Linked DNA regions of Homo sapiens: region 1 is linked to region 2. The links are chromatin loops, found by intact Hi-C in ENCODE. Cell type or tissue: endothelial cell of umbilical vein. All regions are shown on one strand. Links, peaks and the distances in the headings refer to the core of each region. The heading gives the core; the rest is flanking DNA.

The links. Peaks named below come from ENCODE experiments on the same cell type or tissue, not always from the same donor. Only the 100,000 strongest peaks of a DNase experiment are listed, where the experiment ranks them.
Region 1: a loop joins it to region 2, with 2.8 times the contacts of the local background. A loop is called at or near these places in 1 of 110 quality-filtered maps.

The regions. Positions count from the first base shown.
Region 1 is chr15:33,727,672-33,734,378 of GRCh38, forward strand. It overlaps RYR3 (ryanodine receptor 3), which reads left to right. Exons shown (of 104, transcript NM_001036.6): 47 at 1,186-1,355; 48 at 3,803-4,023. Among named protein-coding and RNA genes, the nearest start is that of CHRM5, 240 kb to the right of the region's middle. In endothelial cell of umbilical vein, for the core only: a CTCF peak has its summit at 2,175 (motif pointing left); no DNase peak of the experiment used is centred there.
Region 2 is chr15:33,122,709-33,131,097 of GRCh38, forward strand. All of the region lies in intron 4 of FMN1 (formin 1), which reads right to left. Among named protein-coding and RNA genes, the nearest start is that of FMN1, 68 kb to the right of the region's middle. In endothelial cell of umbilical vein, for the core only: no CTCF peak of the experiment used is centred there; a DNase peak (open chromatin) is centred at 3,983; H3K27ac peaks cover 608 bases.

The sequences.
Region 1 (6,707 bases), core at 36-5,035, 600 kb after region 2:
AACCTGACGCTGATTCCTGGGCAGGACGAGAGTCTGGGCTGGCTCGGACTTAATTTTTGTCCTCTCAGGGTTCCTTATGAAGTCCCACACTTTTCCGGTACAGTATTTAAATATGCTGTGGCTATAGCGTGCTCATTTGGGGGTCCTCTTTCCTAGTTTTTAGTGTCAACAAAACAGGAAGAGGAAATTGTTTTCTATCCTCACTCGAAATCCTGTCTTTATTCTCCAGCTCAAGCAGTTTTTATTTTCTTCATAGTATTTCCCCACTTCACCTTTGAACCTCTTGATTAAGATTAGAATTCTTGGATGACCTGATTTACATTTCACCTAAATCAGACGATTATTTCCAAATATTGCAACAGTATGTCCTCGAAGTTTATTCTATTTATGATGTAATAACTACAGACATGACATATTAAACTTAATCTGTCTTCATTCATGTTTTCTCCCTCACTTACTTAGGTTTCAAATCAACAAAGCAATAAATCGAGCCCTGATTCCTAGCATTTGCCCATTTCTGTAGTATAAACTTTCTCACCATGGCCAATTTCAAGCCACCAATGTAATGTCACTGAACACAGAGTTGGGAAGAAAATGGACATGGCACACCATTAGATTGTATTCCTAACACACAAATACAATTGATGCAAAAAACCTCAAGAGTATAGTTCACAGTGAAATAATTAGGAAGTAATAAGCTCTAGTATTTGTTACCTTTTTTAAATATCTACTTAATTGTAAATTCTAATTTTTAATAATGAGCATGTTTAACAACTGGCTGGAATTTTAAACTGGCTTTTCAACAAAGTACAAGCTGCCTTCAGCGCAGCACTGTACAGATTGAGTATTCCTTATCCTAAATGCTTGGGACTAGAAGCGTGTTGGATTTTTTTGGATTTTGCAATATTTGCGCTATACTTACCTGTTGCATATCTCAAATCTGAAAATCCAAAATCCAGAATACTCATGAGCATTTCCATTGAGCATCATGTTGGTGCCCAAAAAGTTTCAGATCTTGGTGCATTTCAGGTTTCAGATTTTTGGATTTGAGATGCTCAATCTGTATTTTTCCAAAAATTCTTGTCCCTTATAGGGAGAATAAGCTATAGACAGACAAGCTCTGTGTTATCTTTTGAGACTTTGGAGACAGGAAAAGGGAAATTACATTTTCTATGTGTCTTTCAGATGGGTCGGTCAGTGAGCCAGATATGGCGGCCAATTTCTGCCCTGACCACAAGGCACCTATGGTGCTGTTCTTGGACCGCGTTTATGGCATTAAGGATCAAACTTTTCTGCTCCACTTGCTGGAGGTTGGATTTTTACCTGACCTAAGAGCTTCTGCCTCTCTAGATACAGTAAGTTGCAAAAATAACAAAAAATTATTGTTCCCATCATTGTGAAATTAGTAATGTTGGACTTCGAAGCAAATATTTTCTCTTTACTCACCAATTACATTTTAATAGCTTACTTTAATGGGTGAGAAAATAGAGGTATCATGAAATGGAAGATCTTAATTTATTGGGCCAGAGACTTAGATATAGGTCAATTTGACCCCAAATCCAACTCCCTCAATTGCAGAGTTTTTTTAACCTTGACAGTAAATGTTAAGGGGCTATCCTGTGCATTGTAGAACGTGTAGCAACATCCCTGGCCTCTACCCACTAGATATCAGTAGCACCCCAGTTCACCGCGAATCCCTGCCAAAATCAATTTCAGATATCACCAGATGTCCCCTCGGGGACAAAATCACCCTCTGGTGAGACCGTGTCTCTATTGCCTTTGAAAAAGGCTGGCTGGCAACATTATAGGCTGACATTACTCTTCACACTCTCGCTTCTTAGTTTCATGTACTGACCACCAGGATGGATAGGTCTGAAGCCAGGGGCCTGACGAAGGTCAATACAAGAGGACAAAGGCAAATATAAGTTTGGAAATCAAGGGTGAGATAGATAAGGTAGTTCACCATCAACAAACATCAAGAGAGGAGGCCCCTAGAGTTACAAAGCTCAGATACGAGATGCCACAAGTCAGAACTAAGCAGAAAAAGGTACACCAGGAGTCATAGGTCCAAGGAGAAAAGACAAACTAGATCTGCGTAAGTCTAAAAAACATCTTTCCAGTTTAGTGTTGTTTTTAGTTATAACATTTCTCAAAGGCTCCACCTGGTGTCCAACAGAGACAGAAATCTGAGCTCTGTGATGGGTTGTCAGCGGCAAATACCTTAACTTGGATGGATTCCACCTGCATGGGTTATCCAGAAATGGAAAGAAATATGAGCCCCAACCTGAGTGGGAGCTGCATTCCCATGTGTGGTATGGTGATGATAAATGGTATATATGACAGTATTAGGGTATACGATCCCTAATACTGAATAACCCAGTCTAACCCAATGTTTTGATATAATAAAACAATGAATAATTTTTTATTCATAATGAATAATTATGAATAATTATTTGTGAATAATTAAAACAATGCTTCTGCCACTGCTGTTGTTTTGAACTTTTCTATAAATTATTTGATTTTAAAAATAATTTTCTTAACTCATGGGATCTCCCCAAGCTTCCTGATCAAATAATTTAATGTTTTTATAAATCAAATAAACAGCAAATGCTATTCTAGTATCTGGTGTTCAATCACATGTTTGTCCAAACACCATCTACAACAAAAAGGTGTTATATTCAGTTCATTAACACATAGACATTCATGCATTCTCTTTTGAAAACTTATAATCTACTGAAATCAAAGCTCTGTCCTTTCTCGTTTTAAGTCTGTATATTAAAGTGATAAATGTGAAAGATTAGCTGTTTCTCCCAGCATGATTACTGAAGTTTCTAGGAGACAAACTTGATAATTTAGATAATTTATAGGAACAATGAGACATGTATATAGTTCAAAGAAAATGGTTTTTCAAATCATAAGTTATATAAAGTGTGTTACAGATAGAATGACTGCAGGAATCACAGGAAATGGCAATATTTCATCTCTGTGGATCTCAAGGTTTCTTTCGAAAGTTCTATAGTTTTCAAAGATGGTGGTAAAGCATGCTTTGGCTATACTTAGTGTCACTAAATGGGTTTTCCTTGTATTCCATTCATCCGTCTAAATGTACATCAAAGAGCATTGTAAGCAAGAACTATGTTAGAGTTGTACAGAAGGTCCCAAGTTTCTGTTCCTTTTCCACGTTGCCCATGCAGAGTCAGGTTCCCTTTAGTGGGGTCTACTCTAATGTCAGTATTGATTGTGAATTGCTCGAAGTGCTCACCAATTAACTGAAAGGAGTCAGAGTTCCACTTTCGCTTTCACAAAACTGGTGAATTTGAGAAACTGCTTGGCCTATAACCATTCACTAATCTTACAGTTGTAAAATTACAGTGTGTGAGTCCCTGGTAGGTGAGAAAAGAGAGCGAAAACCAGAATAGTAATGTAGTATCCTGGCAACTAGACTTTGCAAGCATCAAAATGTTGGGTTAGACTGGCCATCAGCTGATTTTAATGAGTTCAAAATTCTTTTGAAGGGAACAGATATTTATAGGATCATTTGGGAAGACTTAGAGCCAGCTAGCCTTTGTTATGATTTTTTTGTGTGTTTTTTTTTTGTTCTTTCTTTTAACTTGATTTTTTTTCATTGAAAATGCAAAAAGAAAAATAGAACTGCCGATAAGGTAGAAAGTTGTTCACTGCCTTGCTATGCAACGTGGACATATATAAGCTCCCACAGCTTGCTACATGGGAACTCTGTGCAGAGCCAGCTTTGCTCTGTTCCTCAGGGCAATTAACCTGTGTCCCAATCTTCTTTCTCTAGGTTTCCCTAAGCACCACAGAGGCTGCGCTTGCACTAAATAGGTATATATGTTCTGCTGTGCTCCCGCTCCTCACAAGATGTGCCCCTCTCTTTGCCGGAACAGAACACTGCACCTCTCTGATTGATTCCACACTGCAGACAATATACAGGCTATCCAAGGGACGTTCCCTCACCAAAGCACAAAGGGACACTATAGAAGAATGTTTGCTTGCCATTTGCAAGTAAGTACATATCCTATGTTGTTACTTCTGTGTATGCATCCAGGTCAACTGCATTTTCCTATGTAATCTAAAAACTGGTGGTCTAGTCTAAGGAAGCTTCCAGGCCATTGTCATACACCAGCCCTCCCCCAGACATCTCATAGGATGTGCTCGGCTCCCCTATTTGCCACAGGCTCTTCCTTGAGGCTCATCTTTCCCTTTGGGGGAAGGGAGAGGGCACAGCTCAGGCTTTACCCATTACGGTTGATGGACCAGAAGACTATTTCAGGCCTAAACTGTTCAGATTAAGGGCTGTCTTCATTCTCTTCATTCTCAAGATAGAGCCAGAAGCAGATGTGTCTGTCCTCTACATGAGCATATCTTACATAGAAGCCAGACTCTGAGTGTGAATAAAAGCAACCTACCGGCTGGGCACGGTGGCTCACGCCTGTCATCCCAGCACTTTGGGAGGCCGAGGTGGGCAGATCACGAGGTCAGGAGATCGAGACCATCCTGGCTAACACGGTGAAACCCCATCTCTACTAAAAATACAAAAAAAAAAAAAATAGCCGGGTATGGTGGCAGACGCCTGTAGTCCCAGCTACTCGGGAGGCTGAGGCAGGAGAATGGCGTGAACCTGGGACGTGGAGCTTGCAGTGAGCCGAGATCATGCCACTGCACTCCAGCCTGGGCGACAGAGCAAGACTCCATCTCAAAAAAAAAAAAAAAGCGACCTACCTCTAGGCCTCCCAAGACCAGCAACAAATGAAAGAAAAAACCTCCAGTCACAGTGGGGAATTAAAGGCAATAATTTTTATGACTGCAGATGGGCATCAGAGCCAGCTGAGGACAAAAGGTAAAGTCACCCCAAGAGCCTTGGGTCTTCAGGAATCTAAGTCAAGTCTGGTAGAATCCAAGGAAGACGACCCTTTCAACAGGTCTTAGCAGCACAGGCCAAGACTATGATCTGCTATTTTTCAGCCAGTGTTTTTCCTTCTCACCTGCATATCAGAAATGCCTGATGAGTTACGAAATAAATATCCCAGTGCCCAGGCCACATCCGAGCCCAAAAAGTCAAAACTGTTAGGGATGGGACCCAAGATTCTGGCTTTTGAAGCTTCCCAAGTGATTCCAATATGTAGTCCAGATTAGGAATCACTGCTGTAGGGCACTCCAGAGAGAGGATCAACAGCCTTCCCCCTTTAGGGGCCAGCTGAGTATGGTCTTGATTTCTTGTTGAATGAGTTCTTTTCTAATCACAGATGAAATTACTATGCATTGGGGAGCTAGGGCTACCTGGAAAAAAAAACTCATCGGTCCTCACATCGATGTGAGTAGAACATCACACCAAAAGGTAATCTCAGCAATGAGATAGCACTACACACATATCAGAATGGCCAAAATGCAGAACACTGACAACACCAAATGCTGGCAAGGATGTGGAACAACAGGAACTGTCATTCATTGCTGGTGGGAGTGACAATGGTATAGTCACTTTGGAAAGTAGTTTGTCAGTTTCTTACAAAACTAAATATACTCTTAACTATATGATTCAACTATCTTACTCCTTGGTTTTTTTACCCAAATGAGTTGGAAACTTATGTCCATACAAAAACCTGTATGCAGATGCTTGTAGCAGCTTTATTCATAATTGCCAAAACTTGGGAGCAATCAAGATGTTTCTGAGTGGGCGAATGGATAAATAAACTGTGGTACATCAGACCATGGAATTTATTCAGTGCTAAAAAGAAATGAGCTATCAAGCAATGAAAATACATAGAGGAACCTTAAACCCATATTACTAAGTGCAAGAAGCTAATCCGAAAAGGCTACATGCTGTATGATTCCAACTATATGGCTTTCCGGAAAAGGCAAAGCTAAGGAAACAGTGAAAAGATCAGTGGTGTCAGGGGTTGGGGGAGGGAGAGATGAACAGGCTGAGCACAGAGAATTTTTAGGGCAGTGGAAACAGTATAATGATGGATGTATGTCATTAAATACTTGTCCAAACCAATAGAATGTACAACACCAAGAGTGAACCCTAATGTAAATTATGAAATTTGGGTGATAACGATGTTTCAATATAAGTTTATCAGTTGTCACAAATGTGCCACTGGTGAGGGATAATGATAATGGGGAAGGCTGTGCCTGTATGGGGCCAGGGATATATGAGAACTCTGAGTACCCTTTGCTCAATTTTGCTGTGAACCGAAAACTGCTCTGAAAAATAAAGCCTGTTACAAAACAGTTTTAAAATGTTGTAAAAAGGATAATCTCATGCTTATATTTCAAATATAACAATGATCACTATGTTTAAAATGCTTTTTAAAATTAAGCTGTATCTACTGTCTTTGTATTGTCTAAGGCCTACAGGCTTTAACTGCTTTATGGAACAAGCTGTGTCATTGCATGGTATTATTTTCTTGGGGTGGGGAGTAAAGGCTGGTTGATGGGAAGGAGGCCTCGACCCAGGCCCCAAAAAGGGTTTTCTCCCAGAGATCTCCTTCCCAAACCAGGCCTAATATTATGTTACTGCTTCATTCAACACAAGATTTTTATGATAACTGGCAGACAATTAAGCTAATTAGAATATTTTTGATCTTTCAAGAGAGACAAATTTCAGTGGACACACCAATTAACCTCCAGGAATTAATAAGGTACCTAGGTTTTGCACTTTGCCGCTTCAAAAGGAAGATTAATGCCCC
Region 2 (8,389 bases), core at 1,522-6,521:
CTACTCCAGGTTTGCTCCTTCAAAAAGCTAATGATGTGTGTCAACAAAGATTGACCACGGCAACAGATTGCTGCCATTATTCTGTTACATAATCTGAAAGAAGAGGGAACTGGAATATTTCTTATATATAGGAATAGAAAGAGATTGACATAGTATAGGCTATCCAATCTTGATAAAGCAAACCAACATCTATGCAGCATGTACTATGTGCCAGGCAGTGAGCTAAATGCTTTATATATACATGGCCTAACAATATCCTGCTAGGTAATTAATGTCACAAATAAAAAGACAGGCCGAGAGAGGTTAAGTAATCTGACCATGTTCACACAACTAAATAGGTTTACAGCATCTCCACATCCTTATAACTAAAGCCCAAATTGTAGAATCATCTAGAATGCCTTTCTTTCAACGTCATATCGTCAAGCCTTGTGGATCTATTTGCGCAATGTTTTCACATCCATCCACTTATTTCCAGGCCCAATTCAAGTCCCCATCAACTGGGGATCACCAACTGGCCTTCCTTTTTCTAACTTATTTCTGTCCACTCTGCTGCTTAATCTTTCCAAATCAAAACTGGGGTCATGTCACTCCTTTGCTCAAAGGCCTTCCATAGCTTTTCACCATCTACTGAATTAGGTAAATACTCCTGAATCTGGCATTCAAAGCCTACTGCACTATATAGTATACAGACTTGGTTCAAACAATGTTTGTTGAATGAATACATGGCACTAAGCTAAGACTCACTATCTGTGGCAATAGTTCCCCAAAGTAGTATCATAGCATATTAAGTAATAAATATGTCCTCAAAAGATAAATACAAGGCCTAGAATCTATTTCACCCTAAAACCAAGAATATTGAGGAAAAATTAAGTCTAACATATGGTATGGGGGTACAGGTTATATAGTGAGGGTTGTTGATCAAACAGCTAGCTATTTTATAGAATGCATGTTTTAACACAGATTAAGTTTTCCAAGACATGAACGTCCCTTCCATGAATTCCTCACTCCAACATCAGCACATTGCTTCCTCCATTTGGCCTTTTGGCTCCACTACGTAAAGTTTCTTAGTTAGAACTTCTTGTATTACAAGTGGCAGAAATCCAACTAAACTGGCTTAGGCAGAATAGAATTTGTTCATATAACCAAAAAGTCCAGGATTACAGGCATGGAGCTCAAATGATATAAGGAATCTCTCTACATCTCTCGATTCTGTTCTCCCCTCATGGTATCAAAGATAATCATTACAACTTCACAATTAGATTCTTCCAGCTCAGTAACCATAGCTACTAAGACAGTGTCCCAACTATTCCAGCAAAGGACTGGGGAACTACTCTCTAGAGTATAACTTAGAAAATGTGCCCGTCCATAAACAGATCACAGTGACCAGGTGACGTGAATTATCATTCAGTCCTGGGTTGAGGATCATCTCTAGATCCAATAGATCAGCTTCATCCTAACCATGCAGAGTGCAAAGGGTGAGACGTGGCTTTTCAAAAGAAAAGTGAGGTGATGTTAAAGACAAAAAGGAAACAGATGTTATGTGGAGGAAAAAAACACATTGACATTCACTGTAGAAAAGTTCTGAGACATAAAAGTGAGAAGGGGGTCTGGTCAGCGTCTTGCTGTGCTGTTATAGCCTCTCCGGGCTACTTCTGATCAATGAGTAGGACCCTCTGTACATTTCACCCCCCTTGCCATTTTGTGCCTTTATCAGTAAAGCTTCCCATGGCCCTGCCATTCAGCAGAGGCGGCAGCTGCATGACCTTCTTAAATTACTGCTTGGGACTGAGCATTGGGATTGCTTTAAAGCTCTCCCAAAGTGATCCTAATGTGTAGCCAGGGTTGAGTCATCGGAGTAGGAAAGCCCTTGGTCTTCACCATCAGCATATACAAATATTGCATTAATCTTCTAGAATGTATTTGGTATCTAATAATCTGTGTTCTTTTCAATAAAAATATCTGAGATTATTCCTTTCATTTTCAGAAACTGATCCACAAAGTCTGGAAGGAGAGGGAGGAAATCTCACAAATCAGACACTAAATAGCACTCCTTTGTGCTCCTTAATTTTGGATTTTGTTTTCTTTTTTGCATGGGATCAATTCAATACTAGATGAAAAAAATGCTTTTCATTTTTCTGCATTTTTTTTTTTAATTTGGAACGGGAAACAAATCATAGAGCCTTGTTTGGCACAAGGGCAAATGTTAAAGATACTATGTGCCACTCCCCTCCACTGAGGTTTTGATTTCTTTGAAATCAGAGGCAATTCAAATGAAGTTATATTCCTGGAATGTATAAAATCCCTTCTCGCATCCATGTCTACTCTATCATGGAATGCTTAAACAATTTAAAGCGACTGAGTTTTTCCACCAGCCCCTCTCTGTGAAATAACATAATGCCTTAGAACATTACATCTAGGGAGGCCAAATGATGCGGTAGAATGCAGAGTTTGAATCCCTGATCCATCACTTACTGTGAATCACTTACTCAGCTTAAGAAGGTCACCTAATTTTTGTCTTCCATAAAATGGAGGAAATAACCTCTCTCAAAGACTCTTGTAAAGTTTAGAGATAATACATAGAAAGCTTCTGATGCATAGTAAGCCGTCAAGAAATGTTAGCAATCATCATTTAGGAAAATAGTTTCCTTTTAAAATTCAGTCTTGAAGGTTAGTTCTAGTTGAAGAAAGGTAGACTCTTCCTAGATGTACCAGTGCACTAAGACAATATGTGTAGAAGATTATTTAAAGGAAATATCTAATGGGGTTATACAAATTAGTTATGTCTGGTCTTCAAATGAACCCTTCTCAAATTTGGATATCTAAATTACAGCTTAAAAAAATTCAGAATAGGTGGGGCATGGTGTCTCACACCTGTAATCCCAGCACTTCGGAAGGCCAAGGCGGGCAGATCACTTGAGGTCAGGAATTCAAGACTAGCCTGGTCAACATGGTGAAACCTCGTCTCTACTAAAATACAAAAATTAGTCAGGTGTCTCAAAAAAAAAAAAAAATTAAGAATGAAGTCTGTTAAATGGCCAACTTTGTATGGTGAAATTTTGGTAAAAACTCCCACTGTTTTAGTGACTGAGCCCTTCCTATTTTCATGTAGTTCATCAAGAATGTGCTTCATCAGTAATACTAAATCTCTAAATGTTTAACTTCTCAAGCATGACTGATTGGCTATAGCCTATTGAAAAGTGCCAAATTTCTTTCTAAAAACCATCTCTAACAATTCACGGTTGAAGGCTTTTTTGTGCAGTAAGTCACTAAGTTAGGAAAGTGGCTTCTAAATCTACACATGAGATAACAGTAATACCAAACTCACAGTGCAGTTGTGAAAAACAGATAAGGTGGATGAAAGGGCTTTGCAGGTGATAAAGCACTGTGTAAATGTTACGCTTTTGCAGCTGTGGCTGCCACAGCTGCTGACTAAATGAGTTTATCCCCGGTCATGAGGAGCATACATCCTCATTAGAGACATGGTGTGTTATTAAGCACCACCTAAAGACAGAGAGTTTTCCTAGACTTCAGAGAAGGAAGATGGGTGGAAAGATCAAGGAAACACCACTGTGAGGCAGGTACGGCACCAGGCCCTCATGGATGGGCAACAGTCTAATAGAGAGGAGGCAGAAGGTCACTGTGGGCAGGCAGTCCAGCAGAGCAGCACGCAGTGTGCACCAAAAGGAGCCTGGAGGCCCAGAGCTTCTGGAGGGTGAGAGGAGAAGGTGGGTGCAGAGGGCAGAGTGGATCCCATAACGTCCAAAATTTTTTCAAGACAGACCAACTCTACATCTACTCCTCTTATTCGCTGAGTACCTCCAAAACTCACTGAAAAACTCCATAGATTTAGCTGAAGTTCTTAGCACTTCTGCCCATTCTTCAATAGACCAGAAAGAAGAAAGGAAGCAGCAGGAAATGGGCGGAAGTGTTAAGTTGCAAATCCTGGCAGCATGCCCAGAATGGGACCAACTCAGCAGACAGGAAGCGAAGGCAATAAAAGAGCAATCTACGCTACAGGCAGGCTGGAGCAGAAACTCGGGAAAGGAGGGAAGACAGATTACTGGAACAGCCAGTTTGCAGGGCCATGAAACCCGAACTCTTTTCGATCCGCCTTCCTGGCGAGTCTTCTGGCTCTGAAACTTTGGGAAGGAAAACTGATACCCATAAATAACTGTGGCTGTATAACTGCAAAGTGGGATAAACGTTTCATCTTGATTAAACGTAAGGTGACTCCTGACAAAGAACTGTGGTTGGCTGACTCTGTGGAGAGGCTTGCAAGATGCTGTCATGACTACATGTGGGAGTTTGAGAAAACTGCAAGATGCATGTTGCAAAAAGACATATTAAGCTTTCTGCTGTTTTCCAGGCACTGTATCAGGAGCTGGTTGGGGGAGTGATGAACGAGATAGCATCCTGTTAACAAGCAGTAGCAGACTTCCCATGTTACATTCTCTCAAACAGAGAGGAGGTCAGGCCAGATCTGTTTCTCCTCAAAAATATAATCTCAAGAAAAATCAACTGGTCGGATCATCACTACCTAACCACAGATCTCCCTCCTTATTCTTCACAACAAGAATCCGTCAAATAAGTAACGTCATGGTTAATGCTCCTCCACATTCAACCTGGACCCTAAATCCCTCTAAATAACTTGACTCTGTTCATACACAGACCACCCACTTTACCAGTCTCAAAGGATGGACCAGAACAACTATTTCCTTGAGTTAATGAGTGAACCTACATCTAACTGTAAATAAAACACTAAAAATAGGTAACTATTACTTACTAAATGAAACCCAAGTGTAACTTTCCATTAAACTCAACCTGAATAAAGTTTTTAAACAGTGAACCTTTTAAAACAGAAACCAGTCTGTAAGCATCCTAAAGCTAGTCAACCAAGACAGAAGTTAAAACACAAGTATTTTCCAATCAAACTCAGCACCATTCCAACTGAAGCTTCCACTTGGGGCTGTGAAACCCTCTTTGGACGTAAGCTATGCTGAACCTGTGGTTTCAGGCAGGTTATATTGTAATGATAGGGGAAACCAATGCCACATCCACTTGCAGTGTCTGTAGAGAACTACATCTTGCCACACATCCAAGATCTCATTCCTCAGTCTCCCTGAAAAATTCTGTTGGTAAGAGAGAAGTGAGACAGTGCTGTTTCCGAGGAATCTTATGCCTCTCTTTATTCTACAACAAATGGAGACAGATGGAAATAGAAGAAGAGGCAGCAACAGGACAGGAGAAAGGAAAGAAAGGGGAAAGGAAGGTAACAGAAGGGCAACGGGGGAAGGGGAAAATAGACAAATCATAGCAGAATGCCCAGACACGACACAGGTCAGGTGACAGAAAGGACAAAAAAGATGGGAGAAGAAAACCAAGAATGAGGCCAGAAGAAGGGAGAGGAGACACCATGGTGATGGGAGCAGTAGAGAGTGTAACAGAAGTAGGATGGAGAAATAAAGCAAGCAAACAAATTGCTCCCGGGAAAAAAAGCAAAAAGCAGACTTACGAGCAACCAAAGACCATAATTTCCAACACCCTCAGAGAGCAATAATTAGAAGCGCAACAGTTGGGAATTTGAACATGGCTGCTGACTAGGCCCGACCATCAACGGGGTCTGATTCCGGGCCTGATCCTTGACGATCTCAAGGATTCACCAGCCTCTCTCCGAACTCCAACTGCCCGCCATTTGTTCATCAACAAAATCATTCTTTCTACCTCCTAAAAGAATTTTTATTCCTATGACATTGCAAGGTCCATTTATAAAAAGCCTCATGCAAGTTCTCAGAGTCATTACACTGAGAATGAAACAGCGTGATATGTTAAGTAAACACATACCGAGTCCGGAGTTTCTTGCTTCCGATGCGTTCGTGGTCTAACTTCACAAACATACCCGCGGACCTTTGCGGCAAGTGTTACAGCTCTTAAAGACGGTGCGTCCGGATGCTCCGGTGAGTTTGTAGTCTCACTGACTTCACGAATAAACCCGCGGACCCTCACGGTAAGTGTGACAGCTCTTAAAGGTGATGTGGTGAATTTTAAAGCCCTTAAAAGTGGTATGGACCCAAACGGTGAGCAGCAGCAAGATTTACTGTCACGAGCAAAATAACAAAGCCTCCGCAATGCGGAAGACAACCGGAGCAGACTGCAGAGGCCTGCGTGCGTGGCCAGCTTTTATTCCCTTATTTGGCCCCACCCATGCCCTGCTTATTGGTCCATTTTACAGAGTGCTGATTGGTCCATTTTACAGAGTGCTGATTGGTCCATTTTACAGAGTGCTGATTGGTCCATTTTTACAGAATGCTGATTGGTGCATTTACAATCCTCTAGCTAGACACAGAGCACTGATTGGTGCATTTACAATCCTCTAGCTAGGCAGAAAAGTTCTCCAAGTCCCCACAAAACCCAGAAGCCCAGCTGGCTTCACCTCTCAATATTTTAAAGCTCAATGTAACTCGGAGAAAACAGCAATTAAGTAATACCACAATGCAGTTAGCTACCAGAATTTGGGGACAGGAATTGAAACCACTCAGTGAAATCTAGAAATTTCAGATTATAAATATGTGCTTTAAATATAAATAATATAGTATGCCATACTTCTTTTCCAAATGAGGTAAATCACTAAACTTAACTGAGCTGAAATAAATCTGAGGCTGGTGTAGCAATGTGTATAAATAACCGTGGTAAGATTACCAAAACACTGTTGAAATCTGGGTATCTTTGAGAGCTTTCTCAGTACCTGCACATGGGTAAGTTGAAATACTTCTATTTCTAACATACCTTTCAACTGACAGGTTAAACTGGTATATGCTGATGCCCACTTCCTGGCATGCATGCCATCCCAGACACCTCCATAAGCATGACCTTATGAGTCTCACAACCATCCACTGTCGTGGGTGTCACCCCAATCCTACAGATGAGGAGACTGAATCTGAGGGTGGCTCAGGTCACACAGCTGATCACTGGCAGAGCCAAGATATGGACCCAGGGCTTTACTCCAAGTCTGAGACATTTTGTAAGATAACCAGACTGCCTCCATGGCTCACACCTCTGACCAGAAAAGAGTTGACTAGCAATTTTTTTTTTTTTTTTTTTTTTTGAGACAGAGTCTCGTTCTGTCGCCCAGGCTGGAGTGCAGTGGCACAATCTCGGCTCACTGCAACCTCCACCTCCCAGGTTCAAGCCATTCCCCTACCTCAGCCTCCCAAGTAGCTGGGACTACAGGCACACGCCAACATGCCCAGCCAATTTTTTTTGTACTTTAGTAGAGACGGGGTTTCACCATGTTGGCCAGGATGGTCTCATCCATCGTGATCCACCTGCCTTGGTGATCCACCTCGTGATCCACCTGACCTCGTGATCCACCTGCCTTGGCCTTCCAAAGTACTGGGATTATAGGCATGAGCCACAGCACCCAGCCTATTTTTTCATTCTTGATCCAAGTTCCTGCAAATTCAGAAAACCTTCCTCTTATGCCAGTTAAGATTGCCCTGCTAGCATTTTCTTTCTATTTTCATTATTTATTATAACTATTTATGTCATTGAGGAGAAATTCGTTGTGTTCAGAAGACTGTACAGAACTCAAAATATTGCCCTACATGTATATACATAAATATACACACTTCAAAACTAAATATATAGACAATTTTTCAAATGCTTAAGGTTAAGAATCAGTTTTATGAAACAATGTAGAAATATCAACAGAGATTGAGACAAGTTGTGGGCTGCACTGTAGTTTATTATAGCAAAGATCAGCAACCTAAGAATGAGATAAGGAGGTTTAAAAAATTAAGGTGATTTCATCCACTGGAGTATGTGCAAACATTAAAATTAATTTTAAGCAATTTTGATGACAAGAAAATGCTGTGATATAAGGCAATTTTGTTAATAGGTATATGCATTTTCAAAAGCCCAAATCATTAAGTGATAATTTCAGAGTTTTAGGGTTTGGAGCAGTTTTTATGTATTAGTTTTAAAAATAATTTGAGTCTCCAGTATGTATGTAATACCACACTGAATATTATTAGAGTCTGTATTCGTTTCAGAGTCAAAACACTTACATTTGCTTGTCTATTAAGATGTTTTGATTTAATTTTATTTATTTTATTTTTGGGCTGTTATAATTTTTAAAACTTGTACTGAGAAAAACTAGATGGGAGATTTGGTTCTATTTCTTACTAGCTGTGTTTCTTTAGCCAAGGTTACTTCAATTCTAGGCTTCAGTTTCTACATCTGTAGAGCAAACAATACTTGTGATGGTTGTCATAGAGTTGGTAGGAGAATCAGATAGAATAATGTCTATGAAAGAGCACTGTAAACTGTAAAAAGCTGTATTAGGCCGGGTGCGGTGGCTCATGCCTGTAATCCCAGCACTTTGGGGGGCCGA